3 separate regions of the Mus musculus genome follow, and regions 2 and 3 are each linked to region 1. A link is a loop called in an ENCODE intact Hi-C map of the cell type or tissue named here. Cell type or tissue: left cerebral cortex. All regions are shown on one strand.

Region 1 (8,000 bases):
TGCTATAACAACCTTGGGTGAACTGAACGGCTATAAGCTCTTAGAGTAAACTGGTCTCTGGTCCAGCCATAAATTCCTGTACAGTGTGACTCTGAGCTGAAGGTTAACTGCCTGACCATCTAACCGCTACCTCTCTGCTTCTGTAAGCAAAGCTTGCTTGCTGCAGCTGTCCAGAGCTGCCTTTCTGTATACGCCACAATTGCATTTTTTTTGCTCTTAAAACCTCAAACTGGAAGTGAGGCTGCTTCCGGCTTGCTACTCTGCTTGGAACAGCCCTACTGGTGGTATATAAAGATTCCACAGGACGTATTCAGGAGTCTGGGGACTTCTTCTCTTCAGGTATCCCATAATAAACTCAGCCAGGCAGCTGCAGCCTTCCTCTCTTTAAGCTTAAAGAAAATCAACTACGCAGGCCCATCTTATTTGTGTTAGAGGATTTTGGGTTTGGTTTTGGTTTTGATCAAGGAGAGGCCAAGCTGGAGATGAGTGAGTGAGCAGGGTTGTTGATCTGTGGGCAGAAGGCCGTCCGTCTCTTAACAGACGGGCCTCTCCTCCAGTTCTAGTCTGGAAGCTGCTCTCCAGGGAATTGCTTCTGCTGTCACTGCAAAGGCAACACCTACGCTGTTTCCAGAACTGTGGGATTTGGCAAAACTGATCTAGAAGTATGCCATCTGGGGCTAGGTCAAGAGGCTGGGGGAGCAGGGGCAGGAGAGTGCAGGGTTCTGGTAGGAAACCCCTGAGTGTTAACCTCAGCGGGATAAAACTAGTCACACCATAGCCGCCATGTAGGTTAGGTGAGATCTGCTTGATGGCTTTTTTTTCCTTCACTTTTTGAGACTCTTAGGCCCTGCCCAGACTGGCCTTGAGGTGTTCCCGAGGGCTGGGATTACAGGAGTGTGTTGTGAACTTCCTGTCTTTCTAGGCGGGGAGGCTGTTTCTGGGCTGGCTATCTGCCAGTAAGTAACACAAATGAACTAGAAAGAGGCTGTCTGCACTGTGGAGCCACTACCGATGCTGACTGGAGATGTTTTGTTGACGTCTCTCTACCGTGGCTCCGGCTAGCTTGGATGTAGAGCAGACTGGCCTTGAGTTTGCAGAGCCCGGACTGCCTCCGCCTCCAGACCGCACCACCAGCTTAAGTAGGATTTTTGTTACAGAATTTTGGTGAGAATGAAGAAAACTGGTCTGGCGCCTGGTATGTGTCAAGGGACATGAGTCCATCCCTAACACACAGCAGCAGATCTCCGGCATAACACCAAGTAAAAGTTTCAAGTCCTCTGGCCGGCCCAGCTGATCATGTGACAAAGCATGGATACTTTGTAAGGTGTTTGTGGCATTATTACAAGGTTGCCATTGTTTTGATTATGCAAGGAGAGAAGCAAAATTAAGGGGGTGGGGGTGGGGTGAGTGGAGCTGGGATCTGACCTGAGCAGTCAACTGCAAGGTAAAAAACCATCAAAGAAACAAAGTAGTCACTGAGCTGAAAGCTAGGAAATGTAAAGAAAGAGTTGCGAGCTATGCGGCTGGGTGTGGGAGACACATGCCTACAACCTCAGCACTTGGGATGCAGAGGCCAGCCTGAGAGACTCGGTAAGACCCTGACTCAAAAACAAAAACAATCGGGCTGGTGAGATGGCTCAGTGGGTAAGAGCACTGACTGCCCTTCTGAAGGTCCTGAGTTCAAATCCCAGCAACCACATGGTGGCTCACAACCATCTGTCGTGAGATCTGACGCCCACTTCTGGCACGTCTGAAGTCAGCTACAGTGTACTTATTTATAATAATAAATATGGGCAGGAGAGAGTGCGGTTGCCCTAAAATTCAATTCCGAACAACCAGATGAAGACTCACAACTATCCGTACTGCTACAGTGTGTACTCATATACATAAAATAAATAAATCTTCAAACAAACAAACAATCACACCATGCTAGCACACACCCCTTAGTTGATTGGGCGATGTTAGGATAAGCTTTTCTGTTACTAGAGAGATATGGCCACATCCCAACCAGGGATCTTCAACAGTTCCCAAGGACCAAAGAACTAACTTATTTCCCAACTATTTTGTTGTATGATACAGGGTCTCTCTGTAGTCTTGGAGCTCACTGTGTAGGCTACATACTTAGAGAGATTCTCCTGCCTCTGCTTGCCCAGAGTCAAAAGACCTGCGCCACCACACCAGGCCTTTATTTCCCACGCATTCTTTCAGTTCAGATCTGGCCAGCTTCTCAAGACCAGTTCCCACGGACCCACTCACCATCAGGGCCCTGGCGGGCAGCAGCGTGCAGCGCCGTGTCGCCATGGCGGTCCTGGTGGGCAGGGTCAGCGCCGAGACGCAGCAGCAGGCACAGGGCAGGGGCATCGTGGCGGGCGCAGGCCCTGTGGAGAGGCGGGGGCTGCCCAGCGTCCACATCAAGCCCGGGATGTCGCTGGAGGAGAGCCTGGGCTCGCACCAGCCGTCCTGCAGACAAGTACCGCCGGAAGCGTCGCTCTCGGCGGTGCCGGCGGGAAGCGGAGGCCATGGAACAACTCTGGGGCTGAGGAAGAAGTGGGAAATGGCAGCGGTGAGGTCCCAGCTCCGCTCTTCCCCGTTTCTCCCTTTACCTCCTATTTCCTCCCCCTTGCATCTCCAGCAAGAGATAAGGCCTATTCTAAACTCTCATCCCTTAGCAGATGGCAAGTTTGGGGCGGAGGGTGGGGATGGGGTTGGAGTTGGGGGCTGGTGGGGAGGGGGGAATCACAGAGTTAATTTTTGATGTAATTTTTGAGAAAATGATACATAGTTGTTTTAAGGTTCCAGAGCCCAAGAAAAAAGTTAATTCTGAACTTTGGAGGGAAACAACAACAACAACAACAAAAATCAAGTAAGGCCAGATGGGGGCAATTTTCATTAGCCACAAATCTGGAGAAAAGTCACAAATTCAAAGAGCGATCTAGAAATGGAATATAATGTACCCGACAGACAGACGTAGAGGCTTCTTCCTCTGGGGCCTGGGGGGAGGGGTTACTCATCAGACCTGCTCCCCGCCCCCCCAAGGACCCTCAGAGACGGAGGCCGGAGGCCTGGGCTTAAGACGCTCGGAGAAGGGAGGTGGGGAGGGAGGAGGCGCGCCAGGATGCAGGAAATGGCGCAAGCACACGCGCAAGTTTCGGGCGGAAATGAACTGTGTGTTCCATCCCGGAAATCGTACCGAACGCTCGGACTGGGTGACTTGTGATTAGGTCTCCGGAGGGGAAATAAGACAATTTGCGACATAGGGTCCTCCTGCAAGCGGAAGATGAGAGGCGAGCTTTCGAAGGGAGGCAGAGGCAGAGGCAGGCCTGGTCTATAGGGCGAGCTGCAGCGACAGCCAGGACTACAGAGAGAATCCCTGTCTCGAAACACACACACACAATCTCACACACACACACATAATCACACACACACCACACAACCACAATGAGGCCAAGTATATGGGTAGATCAAAAAAGAAAAACACATGGTTAGACACTAACAAGGCAAACGTAGGACAGAGCAGGGAGATGTGTGCAGACGTTCAGATTTGGGGGGAAAGTCTGAAGAGAAGATGGAGGCTGAAAAGAGGGGGTAAGGGCGGAGGGAGGCGTGGAGACACAGTTGGGAGTGTAAGTGAAACCCAGCGTACTGTGTCCAAGCGCATCCTTACCTTCCCACACCATTCTCATCGCCTTTGTGTCTCCTTCGAGACCACCAACCAAGATCTCCTCACACCCAAACACTCTGCCCTCCGCTTCCCCCAGACCCATCTCTGTGGACCCTGGTGACACGGAGAGGCCCTGCACCTGCTGCAGTAGTCAGCACAGGGCTGGTCTCTGCTGCCCTCGGGCGGCCGTTTCGGGTACTACCTCAGTGAGGTTCGAGAGGAGGACCAGTCATCAGTGTGAGGATGACAGACACCCACCCGGTGCAGGAGACTGAGTGAAAACGGGAGCGCTAAGACCCAGTGGGAGTGGAGGACCGCATCAAGGGCCCGGAGGAGTAGGCGCTGGAGGGTGGGAGCCGTCTGGTACCTCGGTCGCCTTCGGAACAGCATCCTCTCTAGTGATAAAAATGGCCAGTCAGACCCAGGGTATCCAGCAGCTCCTCCAGGCTGAGAAGCGGGCAGCGGAGAAGGTGGCCGATGCCAGGAAGAGTGAGCCCCCCTTTCCTCTCTTAGGAATATGGAAGGAGAATTTAGGAATAGGGGATAGCGGGCATTTGAGTCCTTAGGAAAAAAAAGCCCAAGGACAATGAGGACAGATGGGGGACTGAGGCTATTAGGGTAGAAGAAACGGGTGGGTTTTACAGTCTAGCATTTGGTTGGTTGACAGGAAACTGGATAACTTTCTAGAGGGCACTGATCCCACTAACGCACCTGGTTGTGTGTGTGTGTGTGTGTACACTCACTGTCCTTCTGCCTCTAGGGAAGGCCCGGCGACTGAAGCAGGCGAAGGAGGAGGCTCAAATGGAGGTGGAGCAATACCGCAGGGAGCGGGAACAGGAGTTTCAGAGCAAGCAGCAGGCGGTGAGTTGAGGGGGACAGGGATGGCCCCACCCAGGTGCAAATCGGTGGGTGCCTCTTGCCAGGTGTATACAGGTGACTAAGAAATTAGGGTGTCTGAGAGCTGAAGAGGCCCTGACAAGGACCACACATTGGTAAAGCTTTGACGGGATCTGTAAGGTCTGAGGGTTTTAAAGGGTACATGAGACTTGTGGGGCAGCCTTCACAGTCTGTATGGTGGGGACAGTTTTATGGTCAGTCTCAGAAGTAAGGATTGTGCCCACCTGCTTGGTATCTACATGTTTTTGTGGGGTGGGAATAGTTTCGAAAAGGCTTCCCAGGCCTTCCTCTGAACCTTTCCTCCTACATGCTGGGACCCTCCTTTCTCTGTGTCTGCTTTTTTCTTTCTCTCCTCCGCCCCCATCCCCCAGGCCATGGGCTCTCAGGGGAACCTGTCTGCTGAAGTGGAGCAGGCCACAAGACGGCAGGTTCAGGGCATGCAGAGTTCCCAGCAGAGGAATCGGGAGCGCGTCCTGGCTCAGCTTCTCGGCATGGTCTGTGAAGTCAGGCCCCAGGTCCACCCCAACTATCGGGTTACTGTCTAGAACCATCGCTCAGGGACACATCCCTAGAGTGACTCCTTCTGTCAGCTCCGTCCACAGAGAAATATCCCAACTCAAAACCACTTGTGTCGCATGCGCAGAGCCTTGGGTTCAATCCATAATATCATCCCCCCCACCCACCAAATCGCTTCACATAATAACCTGTTGCTGGAGGGGAGGCTTCTATGTGACAGGATCCAATATTCCCCCCTGAGACTTACAAGTAGCCTGTTCAAACCCGACAAACCCGAATCTCTCTGTTCCATGACACCCACTGGAAGTTTACTAATGAATGCCCACGTCATCCCCACCGGACCCCTCTGTGAAATATATGTCCTGGTGACAGTTATGAAAGCACCCTGACTTCAGAGCAGGGGAACCTCTGTTCCTCTCCCACCCCTGGTCCTTGCTGGTTACACAACTGGGACAACTATTTAACCTGGAAGCCTCAGTGTCCTCATCTTTGTGACTGGAATGACAGCAACAACGCTCACTTTGTAAGGTGGCTGCTGTGAATTATCTGTGAGAATTCAGCATAGTTCCAGATGACGGAGTGCCTGTATCATGACCGCACTCTGCGTGCCTGCCAGAATTCTAACCCCCTCTCCTGACTTTTTTATTCCTTGTGTTCCAGCTTTGTTCAGCCACTGTGACACTAGTAACCCTCTAAAGAATTTGTTTCTCTGGCTCTCCCTTGGCACATCATGCCCCCGAACAGTTAAATGATAATGTTATTTAGCCCCTCTGTCCGAGTCCCAAATATATATCAAATCTCTTAGCACCTCTCTGTTTCTCCTGAGCTGGTCTTTCTCATGGTTGGCCCCCCTCTTTCTCTGTTTTCCCAAATCTTGCTGCTTCCGGGAGCTGAAGATATCTATGACATTCACATGCATGCATTCCTTTGTGTGCCCTCAGCACCTTGCCTCCTTGTGTAACAGCGGAGTGTCAATAAAATACTGGTGGATGAGTCAATTGTTGGTGAAAGCAGCCTCCTTTTTGCCTTGCCGTTGCTCACTTTGGTTCGCTGTCCTCAGAGTTATGCATTTATATAGTTTCCAAAACACTGCAAAGGGCTGTCCTGGAAGCTTTATGGAGAAACAAAAGGACACAGTACTGTGTCCCCTCTTGAACAGAGAGTTGCATAGATAGTTGTAAGGGAAATGTTGGCAGAGCAGCACTCTGTCTCTTTCCTGGTTTTACACTGCTCATCAGCACCAGAGACAGAGACAGACAGACAGGCAGGCAGGCAGACAGACAGACAGACAGACAGACAGACACACACACACACACACACACACACACACACACACACACGAGAGAGAGAGAGAGAGAGAGAGAGAGAGAGAGAGACAGAGAGACAGAGACTTACTATCTTACTAAGTATCTCTGACTACCCTGGAATTTGCTAGGCCAGGCTAGCTTTGAACTCACAAGAGATCCACATGCCTCTGCCTCTTGAGTACTGGAATTAAAGACGTGCACCACCACGCCTGGCTTGACATTATGTTTGGGTATTGGCTCTCATTATGTATCTGATGATAAAGGTCGTTGTATCCCCAGAGCCTAGATAGCACTTGGCACACACTTGGCAGTTGAGGAATACTTTGGAATAAAAAGATGCTGGGGTGGGGAAGGAGGAAGTTGGGGTGGTGGTGGTAGGGGGTGAGGGGGTGGGACACTGCTGGTCTCTGACCCCCATTCCTTTATCAGTTCTCTTCACTGCTCATTTCACCCTGAACTTGAATCAATGAGGTAATTCATAGTCTTATATGACTTTTCTGTAGAGAGACATTAAAAAAAAAACTATAAGCCAGGTGTGGTGGCGCATGCCTTTAATCCCAGCACTTGGGAGGCAGAGGCAGGTGGATTTCTGAGTTCAAGGCCAGCCTGGTCTACAGAGTGAATTCCAGGACAGCCAGGGCTACACAGAGAAGCCCTGTCTCAGGAAAAAAAAAAAAAAATCTATGCCAAATAAGGCAGTCATGAAACACCAAAGATATCTCACCACCCAAGTCTCACTTGGCAGACCAAAGAGCTCGCTGGAGTTATTGGCAGTATGGTGGGTGATAGGTTACTTATAGGAGTGAGACTGGAGTAGCTTCCCATCAGAAAGTCGCCCACCAGCGTGACTTGTATGCAGACCAAAGAGTCCTGCCACCAGGAGCTGTTTATTGGTGACACAATCTGGGAGAAGTGTTCCGTGTCTTGCAACTTTTTTTCTGAATTTCCTGAGCCTTCTCCACTCTCATCAGGAGGAAATGTTTCGGGGGAAATAGCTATACAAAAGCAAGGAGATTTTTGAAGAGGAGGGACACATGTGATAGGAAATTGGGGTGCTTACACCCTGGTGTTTCCCTGCTAGCTGTATTGCCTTGGCCACCTTGTTTTATTTCTCTATTTTCATATGTTTACAGGAAGAGTGGAGCGGGGCATGGGTCTGCATTCAAATCCTCCAGCAGGAGAATTGAGAGCTTGAGGCCAGTCTATATAACTGCTCAAACTCAGTAACAGAGAAAGGAAGAAAAAAATGGCAAGACAGATGAGGGGCACTCACCTTGCTGTGGCCCCAGTGGCCCAGGTTTTAAGCATTGTTAAAATCACAGCCAGCTGTTAAGACAATCCCTTCCTGCCCTGGCTACCTTAACGAGGACTGTCAGCATGGCCATTTTGAATCTTCTATAAAGTCTTTGAGGAAACCACACAGCTAATGGCTCAGCCAGGATTGTTTCTGTCCTCTCTCTCCTCCCCCAGTGGAGGGTGGAACTTCCCATAGTCCAGTAGCAGGAAGATGTGTTATCACTGATGCCAAAGGGACAATATTATGATTGGTGCAAACACAAGTCTTCATTTGCACGAGTTTGCTGTTTGCTGTGTTTGGTGCAAACACCCTTTGCTGGCTG
Region 2 (8,000 bases), 220 kb before region 1:
GGCCTGAGTCACGGTGCTCTGCTGCCAGCTCCCCGCCTCCCCAGTTCACCTCACTGCACTGCACTGCGCTGTGCCTGCGGAGGCCTGCCCTGGGCCCGCCCCGGCTTTCGCTACATCTTGTGGCTCTGGGTTGGCACGAATGGAAGATGGCCAGGGGCTGCCTGTCCTCAATCCCCTTGCTAAGAGCCTCCCTCTCACTCTACTGAGGCCCAGTTAATTATAACTCTGACCTAAGTGCCCTGTGACGCCACACCCAGGCCAGCGCTGCCCAGGAGACCCAGCTTCCAGGTAGGAGAGGCCTGAGGAGACTTCTATCCGTGGGGCAGGGCCAGGGCTCAGTCTGGTGTAGGAAGAGAATCTTGAGAGGGTCCTCCGGGGCCTCCGATGGCAGCTGTGGGCTCCACTGGCCTGACAGGCCCTTAGTTTGTATGGGTTGCAGGCACAGGGAGGGGAGCCACCCTGGAGTATATGGGGCACCTGAAGCAAAGCAGGAAGTGGGCAATAGGTGCCATGGTGACAGCAGGCCTGCCCTGCAATTGGTGGCTTTTTTTTCCCTTGAGGTGCTTCTGTTCCCTAGGTCCATGCTTCAGCCATGCTCCCTGTGGAGGTACCCCTGTCCCACCTGGGCCCCCCAATACTGCTTCTGCTTCAGCTGCTGTTGCCCCCAACATCTGCCTTCTTTCCCAACATCTGGAGCCTTCTGGCTGCCCCTGGCTCTGTCACTCACCAAGACCTGACTGAGGAGGCTGCACTCAATGTCACCCTTGTGCTCTTTCTGGAGCAGCCACACCCAGGCCGACCACGCCTCCATGTAGAGGACTACAGGGTGAGCACCTTAGATTCACCTGGGGTTTCTCAGAGGATCCTTGTCACAAGGAGGCTCCACCTTTGACTTGCTCACTTCCACACTTGTCCCTCCTCAATTCTGGTCCTGAAATCCTGAGTCGCCAGTCTTGGGAAAGTCTGTACCAAAAGAGATGTGATGGCACACACCTGTAATCCCAGCACTTAAGGAGAATGGAAGTTAAAGGCCAGCATGGGCTGCATAGTGAGCGCCAGGCTAGCCGGGTCAGCCAGTCCAAATCTGCTGCTCCCCTGTGGGTCTCTTGGCCCACCATTCTATTCAGCCTTGAGTGCCAGTTGCTAGGGTACTTCAGGCAGTGGTAGCATCCAAACGACTTCTGGAGTTTCTTTCCCTAACCACTCTTGCTAGGGCCGGACCCTCCTCGCCGATGACATCTTTGCTGCCTACTTTGGACCTGGGTTTTCTTCCCGGCGGTTCAGGGCAGCTTTAGGAGAGGTGTCTCGTGCCAATGCAGCCCAAGACTTCCTGCCAGCTTTCAAGAGCAACCCCGACCTGCACTTCGATGCTGAACGGCTGGTCCAGGGGCGCACTCGCCTGGTGGGGGCCCTTCGGGAAACCCTGGTGGCTGCCAGAGCCCTCGAATATACATTGGCCCGCCAGCGCCTAGGGGCTGCACTTCATGCCCTGCAGGTGACTCTCAGGGCTTTTAACCTGCCTCCTCTTGCTTTGGGAGGAGGGTACACACCCCTCCTGAGCTGGCAGCACTTCCTCTGTCTGGCCAGGAGTAGCTACAAAGAAGGGAAGGAGAGAGGAAGACCTGGAGGTGGGGGTGTTAATTTATCCTAGAAAGCCTGTGGCTTAGACTCCAAGAAGGGCTGGGGTGTGTCCATTTGGGCAAAGCTCTTTCCTGGGCAATGAGAACAGAAGAAACAGGGGTACAGAAACAGGAGCAGCAGGGTGGAATTCTTTGTTTGGTGGGAACACCAAGTCAGGGCATATGGGCTGCACGACTGGGTGTTGGGCTCTGGGTGGCATATCAAGGTGTTGACCCTGACTAGATCAAATCAGTGCCTGTTGCCCCTTCCTTCTCTCCTGGGGACCAGGATTTCTATAGCCACAGCAACTGGGTGGAGCTGGGGGAGCGGCAGCCACACCCTCACCTCCTCTGGCCAAGGCAGGAGCTCTGGAGCCTGGCACAAGGTATGGCCATGATGCAGTTTGGAGGTAGGAAGGGACTCAGGGAGCTTCCTGTCCCCCGTGTCACCTTCTGCAGTCCCAGGATGGGACGATGCTTTATCCCTGCAGGGACTCTGAGGTCCTTGAGTAGCTAATGGCTACAAGAGTTCAGTGGCTTTCTCAGCCTTACACAGGAAAGCATCCAGGATCAGCTCAGACCTCACGCCAGTCTTGCCCGTGGCTTGTTCTATCCACCTGTGACAGCCCTGTGGCCTTCTCTTGAAGCCCCCCTCATGCTCCCAACTCACTGGGAGCTACGTCGTCCCATAGCAACTCACTATGGGATGGTAGCCTGCCTGTGGTTCACAGAGAGCAGAATCCCCAAAGAATTGGTACCCACACTTGTGGGTTGTGCACATCAGACATCCAAATGGTGACCCTGAGGTTTAGTGCAAAAAGCCTGGCCAAGGTGTCTGTGGCCTTTCCTATCTTTCCAGCTGAGAGGAGGATGTTAGGTAACCAGGGGTAAACCCAGCAGGTTGAGGCTTGGATTCCAGCCCCTGCCCTCTGTTCCCAGTGGGCGATCCTACATGCTCTGACTGTGAGGGGCTGAGCTGCCCTGGGAATATGCTGGACTCGACACTGCTCACCTCTGGCTACTTCGGAATGCATCCCCCCAAACCTCCAGGTACCAGATGCGAAGGCTCCCAGAAGGGACAGGAGAAAGTCACTTTCTTTGACTTTTTTTTTTAAGATTTATTTTATTTATATGAGTACACTGTAGCTGTCTTCAGACACACCAGAAGAGGGCATCAGATCCCATTACAGATGGTTGTGAACCACCATATGGTTGCTAGGAATTGAACTCAGGACCTCTGGAAGAGCATCTCTCCAGCCCCACTTTCTTTGACTTTAACACAAGATCCTGGTTGCATCTCCTTAGGAGAGGGTGGTGGGATAGAACCAGAATGGGTGGATGAAGGCTGAGGAGACATTGTCATTCTCTGTTGCCTGGGCAGTGTTGGGGAATGGATACAGAGAAAGACTCTGACCACTCTAGATGCACACAGAATGTCACTAAGTGCTGATGCTATCGTGCTGAGGGGTGGAAAAATCAAACCAGGTCAGAAAGGGTCCCCACAGTCTTTAGTAGGCACCGAGCCTTTGACTCTTACGTGCCAGATCTCTTCCCTTAATCTAGGGAAATGTAGCCATGGGGGCCATTTTGACCAGAGCAGCTCCCAGCCACCCCGGGGAGGCATCAACAAGGACAGCACATCCCCAAGTTTCTCCCCGCACCATAAGCTGCACCTCCAGGCTGCAGAAGTGGCACTCCTGGCCTCCATCGAGGCCTTCAGCCTCCTGCGAAGCCGCCTGGGCGACAAGGCTTTCTCCAGGTGGGTGGCCTCGTGGAGTCAGGTTCCCTGATGGGTCGGTGCTCCTGCCTGCGGGAACTGAGGCATTGGGGACGAATGCGGAAACTTCACTGCTCCTCTGACTTGAACCACAGGCTGCTGGACATCACCCCAGCTTCCAGCCTGAGCTTTGTCCTGGACACCACAGGCAGTATGGGCGAGGAAATCAACGCAGCCAAGATCCAGGCTCGCCGCATTGTGGAGCAGCGTCAAGGCAGCCCCATGGAGCCTGTTTTCTATATCCTAGTGCCCTTCCACGACCCAGGTAGCGGTGGTCTACAGGGATGATGGTGGGAAGGAGGGCCCAGGACAGAGGCTGGAGACCTCCCTCTGGTGAGGAGGTGGGCCTCAGGGCCATTCTACCTGTTGTCCTGAGTGAGCCTCTACTGGGTACCTGTGTCCATGTAGACAATAAGCTGCTTCTGCTATCTCTAAAATGGTAGGGGGCGGTTTCACAAGTCCAGTGCCTGCTTAGGCACCTGCCTCTGGCTTCCTTAGACTTCTGTGCTAATAGAATATGCCTTTTGGGTTCATTTTGTTTTAAACCATGGGTGGCTGTTTCGCTTTCATGTTGGTCTGCGTATGCACACGTATGAAGGACAGGAAAGGGTGTCAGATCCCCAGGAACCGGAGTTGGTGGTCCCGAGTCACCCAATATGGAGTGGAACTCAGGTCCTTGCCCCAGGGCAGCGACACTCTTACCTGCTGAGCCGGCTCCCCAGGCTGCTGCTGAGGTCAGAGATAAGATGAAGGTGTATGGGGAGGTTAGAGAGTACCACTCCTACATCTTCCCACTGAGCCCAAAGTCAGCTTACCTGGCCTGGCTCTACTGGTCTTACTGCACCCTTGGGCTGGCCATCTAATCCTTCTGTGCTATAGCCTCTATAAAACGGCCAGTGCGTGCATGCCTGGTTTAATCCTCCTGGATGGAGAACTCCTGCAGGGGGTAGTGTCTGATATTAAGTAGGGACTTAGTGTGTGCTTGTGGACACATGCGTCAATAACCTCATAGTACCGTGTCCGGGCGTTTACAAATGCAGGGCTCATTCAGTTCTCCCAAGGAGCCTCTCAGGTGAGTTCTATCCTTTTCTCTCATTACATTTTAAAGGTGAGGACTGGAGAAATGGTTCAGCAGCTAAGAGTACTTGCTACTCATGCAGAGGACCTGGGTTTTGGTGTTCCGTATTGGTATCCACCTCGGGGTAGAGGCTCACAGCTCCCTCATGGCCTCTATTCTCCTCATCCACCTGACCTTCCTTTCCTCTTGCCCAGGGTTTGGCCCCGTCTTTACAACCAGCGACCCGGACAGCTTTTGGCAGAAACTCAACGAGATCCATGCCTTGGGGGGTGGAGATGAGCCAGAGATGTGCCTGTCTGCCCTGGAGGTCTTGACTCTCCTTCCCTCTCCCGCCTCTCCCTTTCCCTCTTATCCTGCCCTTCCAGGCCCCGCCACCAGGGGGAGCCAAGAGCTAGCAAGGCTCCCTTCTCTTCCCCCAACCCCCTCACCATCCTCCCATCCTCTATCCTCGGTTCCATCAGCTTCCTTCCAGGGTCATGCTCCCTTGCGCTCTGCCCTCCCTGGCTCTACCCTGCTGCCCACCATTTTAAACATGAGCCTTTTTTTCTCCTGGCCAGCTAGCCCTGTTGCACACCCCTCCCCTCTCTGACATCTTTGTCTTCACTGATGCCTCACCCAAGGATGCTCTTCTTACCAACCGGGTGGAATCCCTGACTCGGGAGAGGCGCTGCAGGGTGAGCGCAGTGCTAGCAACCTGAGTATGGGAAAGAGAGCGGCCTCATGGGAGGTCACCCCCCTCCCCCGCCCCGCATCTTTAACAGAGTGGGAGGCCGTGCCCTTATTAAACGGATCCAATAAGCCATTCAGAGAACCCGTTGTGAGGGTCTCTGCAGTCACCAGGGTAGACAGAAACAAGTGAAGCAAGAAGGTTCAACATCTAGAATCTGACCCTGGGTGGTTTATTTTAGGCATTTTAAATATCCAGTGCAACTCTGGGGAAAGGTTTCCTGGTAACACTTGTCACAGTAAAGCTTTGCAAAGGACATGTGACTTCCTACTTAAGACTGGGAAACAATGCTCAAGATAAGGAAGGCCTAGGGAGGAAGAGTCTGAGATAAACCCCGAAGTCTGGAAGACTCGGTGAGGCCTGGCCCTACAGATAGCACAGAGCACAAGCTCTTAACTCCCACTTCCCCAGAGGATAGACATCTCTTCCGTTGAGGAGACAACCATTCATTCCCGGTATCTGCAGAGCTTATCTGTGAGCACAAGGACCTTTTCCCTCTGCATCAGGCAAACAAGGGCGGGCCTAGCTCTGTGGTGTCTAAATCTGATGCACTGGGTCTAATCCTTAGTACAACACACAAGAAGTAAATGCCAGTATGTATAAAGACAGAATTAAAACAAAGCCAGGAAATGAATCTCTGGGAAACTCCTTCCGAGGTGTGGTTAGAGCTCTCCCAAGGGCTGTTTCACTGGGAGGTCCCACCCACCACATCAGCATCAGCCAGGGGGCAGACAGCTCTAGAAAAAGTGGGGCAGAAGGACCTTCATTAACAATGCAGGCTGATTGGGAGGCAGAGGCAGTCAGATTTCTGAGTTCGAGGCCAGCCTGGTCTACAGAGTGAGTTCCAGGACAACCAGGGCTATACAGAGAAACCCTGTCTCGAAAAATCAAAAAAACAAAAAACAAAAAAACAATGCAGGCTGAGCTTCCTGGATACACCAAGCATTGGGTTGTCATTTGGCCACAGGTGACATTTCTAGTAACTGAAGACCCATCGAGGACTGGGGGTCGACGACGGCGAGAGGCCTTGTCTCCTCTGCGTTTTGAACCATATGAAGCAATAGCCCGGGCATCAGGGGGAGAGGTGATCTTCACCAAAGACCAGTACATCCAGGATGTGGCTGCCATTGTTGGGGAGAGCATGGCTGGTCTGGTGAGTGAGGGGAAGCTAGAGGGGGCCATGCCCTTAGCCAGAGCTGAGGTCTGAGGTGCTGTGTGCTTCTTCTCAAAGGAGGAGTTCTGACAGAAGTCAGGAAGGGACTCTTCTCTTCCCAGACATCCCTGGTTTCTTACCTTCCACCCTCTTTTCATGTCAATAACTGCACCCTGGCCTCTAGGGCTGCCATAGGAAATCAGTTGTTTGTTTGTTTGGTTGGTTTTTTAGTTTTGTTTTTGAGGCAGGGTCTCACTATGTAGTCCTGGCTAGCTTGGAATTCACTGTGTAGACCAGGCTGGCCTTGAACTCACAGAGATCTATCTATTCATCATCTTTGGAGGGGGAACAAGAAATGATGACGTCATTCTAAACCCCTCACCTCCAAGCACAGTCCCTGGTCCATGCAGGGCCCGCTGACATCCATCCTCCCTGTGGGAGGCAGTCTTCCCATGTCCCTCCTCTGCCTTTGCTTCCACCTCCCTCCATGCTTTCCCTCTTTCTCTCCTTTGGACCTGATCGTATCTCCAGGTGACTCTTCCCCTGGATCCCCCTGTCTTCACCCCTGGGGAGCCGTGTGTGTTTTCTGTGGACAGTCTGCTCTGGCAGGTCACAGTCCGGATGCACGGGGACATCAGTAGCTTCTGGATCAAGAGCCCTGCAGGTATTCTAATGTGGGGCTCAAGGCAGACAGAAGATTCAAGAGTGGAGAACAGGAGAAGGACTGTGCAGAGAGAAAAGAATTACTTCATGTGACAGTGTCTTGTTCCCATCCAAGGGGTGTCCCAGGGCCCAGAGGAGGGCATAGGTCCTCTGGGTCACACTCGTCGCTTTGGGCAATTCTGGACGGTGACCATGACTGACCCTCCTCGGACAGGGACTTGGGAGATCCAGGTAGCAGCTGCGGGAACCCCCCGGGTGAGAGTACAAGGTAAGGAGAAGGGTTCCTAGGCACAGCAGTGGTGAGCCGTGGTGGCCGTGGTCCTCACAAAGTCTAAGACTGCTTCCCCTCCCAGCCCAGACCTCTCTGGACTTCCTCTTTCATTTCGGTATCTCTGTGGAGGATGGACCCCACCCTGGCCTCTACCCCCTGACTCAGCCAGTTGCAGGTAGTACTATTCCCTGACCTCTGCCCCCTTGGTCTGCTGCAGTGTAACTGTGTGTAAATGAACACATGTGTGCCTTGTTTGATGAGTAAAGCATGCTAGGGAGAGTCCAGCTTCATGGGCCTCACGTGGTGCACTCCTATGACCCTGCCCAGCTGAGACCAGACATTCCTTTTACCCTGCACCTCCAACAGTTTCATGCAGACCAACTCCTTTCCCTCTCACCTCAGGTCTCCAGACCCAGCTGCTGGTAGAAGTGACAGGGCTCACCTCTAGACAGAAGCTTGTGGGTGGCCAGCCACAGTTTTCCCATGTTGTCCTTCGAAGGGTCCCAGAGGGCACTCAGCTGGGCCGGGTGTCCTTGGAGCCCGTGGGACCCCCCGTTCGAGGCCTCCTTGCTGCCTCTCTACCACCCACACTGCTGTCAGTCTCTTCTCCCTTCTCCCTGGAGCTGGTCGGCCAGGGTGGAGGGGGAGAGAGCCTGCGGAGGACTGCGCCCCAGCCTTGCAGTGTGGCCCCCGTGCTTCTGGAGGTGAGGAG
Region 3 (8,000 bases), 120 kb before region 1:
CAGGACAGCCAGAGCTACACAGAGAAACCCTGTCTCGGAAAAAAAAAAAAAAAAAAAAAAAAAAAAGAAGATTTAGTACCTGTTCAAAATAGAATCTTTCTCCCCTGGTATACAGTAAAAAAAAAGATACCAGGATGATAAGTCTCACTAAATCACAAAGCTAAGCATCCAAAATGGGAACAGCAACAGTCACTGTTTAAATAGTCAAGTGCCATACATTTAAAACTGTTGCTAGGCAGGTACTGTTGGCATCCCTGCTTCATAGATAAGAAAATGGACTCACAAGCAAGTAACTTCCCCAGCCACTCAGCAGGAAAAAGCCCTGACTTTGGGATAGGCAAGCCTCAAGAAAGGGCTATGCTTGTCCTCAATTCTCTCTAGACCTTGGCTCTTTGATCCTTTGTGACTGTCTTTGCTCCCTACCTGGGTACAAACTGGTTGGCAGGTCGCTTGGGCCGGTACTCTGGATGCACCATGAAGAGCATGTGAGGGAAACCAGTGCCGAAGTATGCGCCGTCCGTGTGGTGGTGTCTGGAGGACTTGGGTGTGTACACGTCCATGCACTTGGGGCAGTAGAGTTTCACCATGGCCTCGCCTGGGATGTCTGAAAGGCCTGGGAGATAGACAGCCAGACTGCAGACCAGGTATCCCTAGCGCTCCCCAACCTCCCAAAGGACTCGGGCACTGAGTACAGGAAGGCAGCTTCTGGCTTTCAACACTCACCGATAGGAAGCATTGGCTGGTTCTCACAGTATACACGAGGACAGTAGCCAAAGTCTCCCTGCTGGTACTTTTCCAACTAAGGTGTGTAAAACAGAAGGGACTGGTGGGTGAGCATGAAGAGGCAATCTCAACTCATTTCATGGTCCCCCCCCCCCATGTCTCCCACTTCTGACTAGAAGCCCCCTCTCTGTCGAGATAGGTCCTCAAACTCAAGTGCCTTTCCTTTGTGGGGCAGTCTGCAGAGCCCAGGGGCCATTTGCTATTTGTTCCCTGCAAACTCCTTCGTTTTCCGGTTTCATCTCCCTTCCTTAAAACACCTTCAATGGGACCCTGAGTGAGGATTCACTCCTCAGCCCAGCTCTGGGTCTCTCCCTCTCTCCTCTGCCACGCTCCTTGCCAGGTAGGAACCAGGCCTCGGACCCATGCACCTGTTTCCCTTCCTGCAGAAGGAGCAGAGCCTCACCATTTGTGCGATGCCTCGGTTGGTGAGGATGTAGCGGGCGTGGATCAACCCATAAAGCATCTCAGCTGCCTGTTCGATCAAGTCGCTCTGGTTGGGGTTGTCTTCCAGCTCTTCATCTGAAACGTGGGTGGGGTGGCCGCTTGTTTAGTTTTCCAGGGTAACCCCACCTTACCTGCAAGGTGGCGCCTCCAGTTTCTCTAGTACCTGTTTCTGAGCCTTGCCCTACCCATCATCTATACATCTGACCCAGAAACCTGGGCTTTTGATTCTTCTACAAAGCAAGACTGCTCGGCAGGGCCTTCTCTGTGTTCCTCTTTAGTCTCTGCCTGCCTCTCTTTTCACAGTAAGTAAATGTAAACACACAAACGCAGAGGAGGCCCTCTAGAGCAGCAGAGGGGAAGAGGCAGCAGCACACCAAACCCGAGAGGAAACTATCGTTACGAACCAGAACTGAGCTACTTTCAGAGAGCTTGGAGACAAAGCAAGAGTCATAAGGAATCAAAACAGTGAAGAAGCCAAGCACTGCTGTGTGTGCCACGACTCAGCCATCGAAAGCAGGGCAGAAAGACCAAGGGGTAAAGTCCAGTTTGGGTTATGAATGCTTGGGCCTTGAGGTGGGGGAGAAAAGACAGGAGCAAGGGATCTGGGGATAGGAGAGAGAGCTGGATTATTAAAAGGAAATTTAGAAATTCAAGAAGCAAGCCAGTCTGTGATCCAGTACTCAGGAGGCAGAGACAAGCAGATCTCTGTGAGTTCAAGGACAGGCTGGTCTACAGAATGAGTTCTAGAACAGACAAGGCTACCCAAGAAAACCTGTCTCGGGCCAGAGAGATGGCTCAGCGGTTAAGAGCACTGACTGCTCTTCCTAAGGTCCTGAGTTCAAATCCCAGCAACCACATGGTGGCTCACAACCATCTGTAATGGGATCTGATGCCCTCTTCTGGTGTGTCTGAAAACAGTTACAGTGTATTTATTTATAATAATAAATAAATCTTTGGGCCAGAGTGAGCAGGGACTGAGTGAGCGGGTTTGACTCGAGAGCAGAGTTCCTAAATTCAATTCCCAGCAACCACATGAAGGCTCACAACCACCTGTACAGCTTTAGTGTGCTTATATACATAAAATATATATATATGAAAAAGAAAAAAGAAAACCCAGTTTCCACCTCCCACAACAACCACCTCAAGAGGCCAGTGAGCAGAGACTAGAAGAAAATGAAAACAAAGCACCTATGGAGGGGAGTGCACACTTTATCACCAACCCCACAGTCAGCAACAACCCTAAGGGCACATTACCAGGTTCCAGGTCTAAGATCATGTCCAGAGCTTGTCGATAGTGAGGCACCTGCTCATTGAGTCCAGTAAGATTAAATTTGTCCTGGATGTAGTCTTCATCCACCTACGGGCACAGGGAAGCCAAGGGGTTGAAAATAATATAGGAAGGCCCATCTTCCACCTGGGCCCAAGAGATGTCTTATCCTCAGCCAAGTCACCTCTCGTGTCCTATTCCCAATTCTGCAGAGGTACTGAAGTCTCATAAAAACTGCAGGCCCTTTCTTTAAGGCTAACCATCTCCAGCAAAGACATAGACATTATTCAGCTTCGACACAAGCTTATTTTAGAAACCGCACTTGCCATCTTCTTGGGGATAGCAAACTCTCTGAGTTGAAGACTTGGGAATCATGAAGGCTAAACAGTTTAGTTTCTGAAAGGCATTTGTAATTTTCTACTGAAGCCACCGGGCTTTGCACATTACCCAACTTTAACATGAAATATTTTAATTATCCTAGTGGTCACCCAGAGGTACCTCTGTTAGCCATGCATATTGACAAAACCTTGAAATCCTAGCACTCAGGAGACTGAGGAAGTAGGACTGCCAGGAGTTCAAGGCCAGTCTAGGCTGCATAGTGAGTTCCGTCGAAATCTGCTCTCAAACAACATAAAATAAAACATCGAGGGCATGTGGAGTTGGCCGACCTAAACTCACCTCACAGAAGAATTCATTACCACGGAGCCCACAGAACCAGGAAATCCAGGACACCTCCTCAGAGCTACTCATCTTTATGTCCGCTGTGAAAGAAGAGCGTTAAGTAAGTGGAGACCAAGCTGTTTCTTGTCTCTTCCCTCCTCCCACACATTCTCCACAACAACGGAAGAATCTGAGTCCAGCCAGGCTTGAAGGATCCCGGCCTCTGAAGCATCTCCAAGCTTCTCTCCTTCACCTCAGCCCCCTTGCAGTGTGCTGGCAATAAGTTTCGCTACTTTCCAGAAAATGACAGGTCCTGATCTGTTAGTGTGACCCTCGTCCCTGGCGCTCCTCAAAGCCAGGCCCCTCTCCCCTCCATGTCAGCCGCGACAGGGCCCTCGGCTCCGGCTCCCCACCACCGCAGGTGCCTGCATGTTCCTGGCGCCTGTCCCAAGGCTTCCGAAGTTCATTTTCCCCAACAGAGCCGGCCTCTCCTGCACTCGCAGGGTTGGCGAAGGCACCACACTTCTGTGGGTCTCACGAGCGTCCCCAAAAGCCGCCTCCTCTCGCCCAGGGCCCCCGACCTCCTTCGGCTACCGACCCGGTCACTTCCTTCGTCGCCCCCACATCGAGGAGCTCCAACCAGAGTGCCGCGCCCAGGGACGGGCGACTCGACGCGGGGACAACCCCACACTCACCGGCCGGACGGGGACTGGGACTGGGGCGGGGAAGGGGAGCTGTGCTTCCAAGGAACCGCAGAGACCACTACAGCGCAAAAAGCCGACCCGGCCGCAGCAGACGAAGTAGGGAGGGGGGGGGCCACTGGAAACTGGTGAGGATTTGGGTGAGAAAAGGGCAACGCGCAGGCGCTAAGAACCGCCCCCTACCTCCGTGGACGCCGGGAGATGTAGTCCCGTCGGCAGAGAGAAACTGACGAAATGAGGGGAAGACAAACTACCAATCCCAAGAGGACCCGCGCATGACTCTCTAAGGGCCGCGAGGCCCTAGAGGAAGCCGCCTGGGGGCGGGGCGAACCGAGGCGCCACCGGAAGCGGAAGCGGAGCAGGGGGTCTTCCCGACCAGGAAGCCTGGGAAATATAGTCTTGTTAGGCTCGCTAAGCTGCCGGGTAGGTCCTCGGGCTGATTGTCATCCCTGCGGTGCTCCCTCAGCGTTCCGCTTTGCTTTTTTTTCTCCCTCTTCCCTGTGCCAGGCCAACCCACGGGATCCTGGTTCTCTCGCCAGGCCCGCGACAGAGTGCGCTCGGGCTCCGGCATGCGCAGAGTTGTGGTGAGGGACTTAGGTCGGGTGTGCTTGGGATGCGCTGAGCTGTGCACGCTGCGTGAGAACCTGGACCGCCCTGCGAGCTAACCTGAGGTGGGGCCAGCCATTCTGCCGCCGCTTGTCCCTTTGTACTTCTCCATCTCCTCAGAGCTGGGGTAGAGAGTTGTGCTGATGACCCTGACTGTTCTTCAAACCCTGCTCAGAGCAGTGGTGAGGGGTAACCGTGATGTTACTTCATCTCACAGCTCCTCGGCATCCCACAGGTCTCCCCACTGTGTCCTCAGAGTCTTTCTGAACGCGGAGGGTGGCGAAGGGCATTGTGGGGGCGTTATGTAAAAGCAGGACCCCAACCGACAGGCTCCCCCTTGGGTCCTCGCGCTACTGGGCACGCGATGCTTTACTACGAGGATGCTAGAAAAGGTTCTAGCGCGGGAAACTTGAACCTTATGGATGTTTTGTTGTTGTTGCTCCTGCGCATGCCTCGTTCTGCCCTGTGGCTATTTGATTGTATCCAATCTTACAGATTACAAGAGCGACATTTTGCGGTACAGAAGTGACAATGCAGCTTCCCCAGAAACCTCCCGGAGTAATGTCATGCCTGTTTTTAATCTGGGAAAAGGGGACCCCTAGATAAGATCGAGCAAGATTTAAAAGGTCGACCTGTGCGGGCCAGTGGTGGCGCACGCCTTTAATCCCAGCACTTGGGAGGCAGAAGCTGGCAGATTTCTGAGATCGAGGCCAGTCTGGTCTACAGAGTGAGTTCCAGGACAGCCAGGGCTATACAGAGAAACCCTGTCTCGAAAAAAAAAGGGGGGGGGGTGTCGACCTTATATTTCCTGTATGTGTTAGCGGAATGTTTTCAGAGAGAGCCTGGCATTTTTGTTTGTAGGAAGATGGGAGTTGAATACAGAACCCATTAACAACTGTCTTGTAGAATATTTTTTTCCTGTTACCCTTTTTCTTTTCTGTGTTATTGATAGAATCTAGAATTCTCAAATTTGAAACAAGCATTCTACACAGATTCATATCTACTATGCCCTCATGAAATTTTATTAACATCATGACAGGATCTGTTGTTCCTGGGGTCTGTTTTACCCATCCCATCGTGACAGGATCTGTTGTTATTCCTGGGGTCCCTTTTACCCATGAGGCCCGGGCTCCACAGAATCCTAACTATGAAGTCAGTTTTGGGATGGGAGGCCCATTTTAGTTCTAGGCTGCTTTCCCATCTCAGCGGGCCCCCAGAGGTGGTGCTGGTCATCTTCACAATAGCTACCTGAATGGTTGGATCGCTTGCTTGTCACATCCTTGCCTTGCCCAGTCTTCATTTTCTTGTTTCTCTCACAGGCATGTCTAGGCCATCCTTCATCGAATTTACCCCAGCGGCTGACTCCAGTGACCTCTGGAAGGATGGGCAGCAGCAACCACAGCAGGAGAAAGCAGAGCCTGTCCTGGACGGGGCTGCTGCCCGGGCTTTCTATGAGGCTCTAATCGCAGATGACAGTAGTTCCTCTAAGCCCCAGAGAGCTGAACCTATGAGGGAGAGGAAGAAGAAGAGAAGAAGAGTGACTAGGGAGCCTGCAGCAGCAGGAGTCCCCAGACAAGGAAGAGCACTTGAGGATGAAGACAGGATGGCCCAGTGGATCCTGCTGGCAGCCCAGAATGGGGATCTGACAGAACTCCGGAGGCTGCTAGAACCCCAAGAGGCAGGGGGAGCTGGAGGGAATATCAATGCTCGTGATGCCTTCTGGTGGACTCCCTTGATGTGTGCTGCCCGAGCAGGCCAGGGCGCCGCTGTGCGCTATCTCCTGGGCCGAGGAGCTGCCTGGGTTGGAGTCTGTGACCTGGGAGGCAGAGATGCTGCCCAGCTGGCTGAAGAAGCAGGCTTCCCTGAGGTAGCCCGTATGGTCAGAGAGAGTCATGGAGAGACAAGGAGCCCTGAGAACCAGAACCGGTGAGGAGGGAGCCTTCACTTACACCCATCTTTATTGTGTTCTTCCTTTCCTGGGCACCTCATACTAAGGGCCCACAGCAGCTAAAGGGGGCTATTCATCCTCTGGCATATTCAGTCATAGAGTAACAATGGGCGTGGTCTTTGTGCATTTGAATCTTGGTTCCATTTATTTGCAGTGCCAGCCTAAAGTCTGCAAATCTCAGTCCTTGTCTGAGAATTGGGGCTAAGACTTTTTCCTCAAAGGGGTGTTAAGATACAGTAGGTTAATGTGGAAAGAGATGGGGTAGGATGGGATGGTGCTTGTCACACAGTTTGCACTTTATAAATGCCAGCACTACTCATTATTCCTGAGAGCTTGAGGCCTACCTGACAGTATTCCAAATATTCCCTACTGGGAAGACCCTGGGGCCCCTTTCCAAGACAAGATACAACCAAAAGATGCTGCTGACATTGGGAGAAAGGCAAAAAGTACTTTGCTCTGCTCTGCCTGGTGCCTGAACAACTTGAGGCTCTGTTCATCTTTTTTTTTCCTCCCCTATAACATATTTCTTTCTCTGCAGATCTACCCCCTCCTCGTCCCAGTTCTGTGAGGACTGTGGTGCCCACTTTGAAGACTCCAACCACCACACATCTACTGCTCACCTGCTGTCACTGTCCAGGAGACCCCAGCCCTCCAACCTTCCCCTTGGGGTGCCCACTTCCAGTCCTGGCTTCAGGCTACTGCTGAGAGGTGGCTGGGAACCAGGAATGGGGCTAGGACCCCGGGGTGAAGGCCGTGCCAACCCTATCCCCACTATCCTCAAGAGGGACCAGGAAGGATTGGGTTATAGATCCCCACCCCAACCCCGAGTCACACACTTTGCAGCGCGGGATACCCGGGCTGTGTCTGGGAGAGAGAGAGTCCCTCGAGTTGCCACACTGAGTCAGAGGGAGAACAGAAGGCAAGAAGAAAAGGGCAGAGCCTGGGAGCGAGATCTAAGACTGTACATGAACCTCGAGTTCTGACTGATATGGACTGGCCCTGGTCTGTCACTCGCTGGACTTGGGCCTCTGACTTGGACACTTGGACTTCCGAACCCTTAGGCCTTAGCTGTTGGGCTCTGATTTTAGAGAGAAGGGCGGAGAGTTGGGAGATAAATAAACTTCCTTCCTTGTGGTTTGTTTACTTTCTTGAATGATATAGTAGGGAATTGGAACAAATCTGAGAGTCACATAGAAGTCTCACCTGAGCCAAAAGGACAAGCTCTCCGGGTGACAAAAGAGAGTCCCCAGTCCTGCTGGCTGCATTCTACCTGCTCCTTGAATCCCCGCCCCCACACACACATTAGGAATTGCCCCACTTTGTAAAACACCCCTCTGAGTATGTGTCTAGGCCAGTCAAGTCAGTGACAAGTATCACAAACCAAGTGTGCTATGTGTTGGAGAGGGGCGGGCATAGCTTGGTTAGAGCACCTGCCTAACACTGGGAAGACCCTGGGTGGGGCCCCTCTCCAAGACAAGATGCATCCAAAAGATGCTGCTGACATTGGGAGAAAAGCCAAAGATACTTTGCTCTGCTCTGCCTGATACAAACCTTGAACTTGAGGAAGCCAGCTGTGATGAAGTGTAATACC

Evidence for each region. Hi-C counts contacts between places; a loop is a spot of excess contacts. Peaks named below come from ENCODE experiments on the same cell type or tissue, not always from the same donor. Only the 100,000 strongest peaks of a DNase experiment are listed, where the experiment ranks them.
Region 2: a loop joins it to region 1, with 2.3 times the contacts of the local background. A loop is called at or near these places in 9 of 42 quality-filtered maps.
Region 3: it touches region 1 in a loop (7-fold over the local background); 11 of 42 quality-filtered maps call a loop at or near these places.

The regions. Positions count from the first base shown.
Region 1 is chr17:35,232,696-35,240,695 of GRCm38, forward strand. It overlaps Nfkbil1 (nuclear factor of kappa light polypeptide gene enhancer in B cells inhibitor like 1), which reads right to left and starts at 3,091. Exons shown (of 4, transcript NM_010909.5): 1 at 2,955-3,091; 2 at 2,257-2,536. The coding sequence starts at 3,011. It overlaps Atp6v1g2 (ATPase, H+ transporting, lysosomal V1 subunit G2), which reads left to right and starts at 3,901. Exons shown (of 3, transcript NM_023179.3): 1 at 3,901-4,150; 2 at 4,422-4,522; 3 at 4,930-6,072. The coding sequence starts at 4,069. The coding sequence ends at 5,103. In left cerebral cortex, CTCF peaks have their summits at 2,256 and 3,849 (motif pointing left); DNase peaks (open chromatin) are centred at 611, 2,380, 3,183, 3,873 and 2 more places; H3K4me3 peaks cover 3,206 bases; H3K27ac peaks cover 4,918 bases.
Region 2 is chr17:35,016,480-35,024,479 of GRCm38, forward strand. Vwa7 (von Willebrand factor A domain containing 7) reads left to right here and starts at 100. Exons shown (of 17, transcript NM_138582.1): 1 at 100-288; 2 at 578-826; 3 at 1,214-1,495; 4 at 1,909-2,005; 5 at 2,559-2,669; 6 at 3,183-3,378; 7 at 3,492-3,661; 8 at 4,669-4,781; 9 at 5,032-5,148; 10 at 6,169-6,354; 11 at 6,886-7,018; 12 at 7,133-7,285; 13 at 7,371-7,463; 14 at 7,691-7,992. The coding sequence starts at 593. In left cerebral cortex, CTCF peaks have their summits at 2,789 (motif pointing right) and 4,848 (motif pointing right); DNase peaks (open chromatin) are centred at 4,855 and 7,370.
Region 3 is chr17:35,117,273-35,125,272 of GRCm38, forward strand. Csnk2b (casein kinase 2, beta polypeptide) reads right to left here and starts at 4,020. Exons shown (of 7, transcript NM_009975.3): 1 at 3,850-4,020; 2 at 3,173-3,255; 3 at 2,482-2,584; 4 at 1,187-1,302; 5 at 724-799; 6 at 424-613. The coding sequence starts at 3,244. Gpank1 (G patch domain and ankyrin repeats 1) reads left to right here and starts at 5,680. Exons shown (of 2, transcript NM_032460.2): 1 at 5,680-6,387; 2 at 6,948-7,543. The coding sequence starts at 5,714. The coding sequence ends at 7,392. It overlaps Gm20522 (predicted gene 20522), which reads right to left. Exons shown (of 3, transcript NR_168268.1): 2 at 7,961-8,000; 3 at 5,463-5,966. It also overlaps a transcript of Ly6g5b not described here. In left cerebral cortex, CTCF peaks have their summits at 2,130 (motif pointing left), 2,987 and 4,982; DNase peaks (open chromatin) are centred at 3,290, 4,134 and 4,843; H3K4me3 peaks cover 2,716 bases; H3K27ac peaks cover 2,161 bases.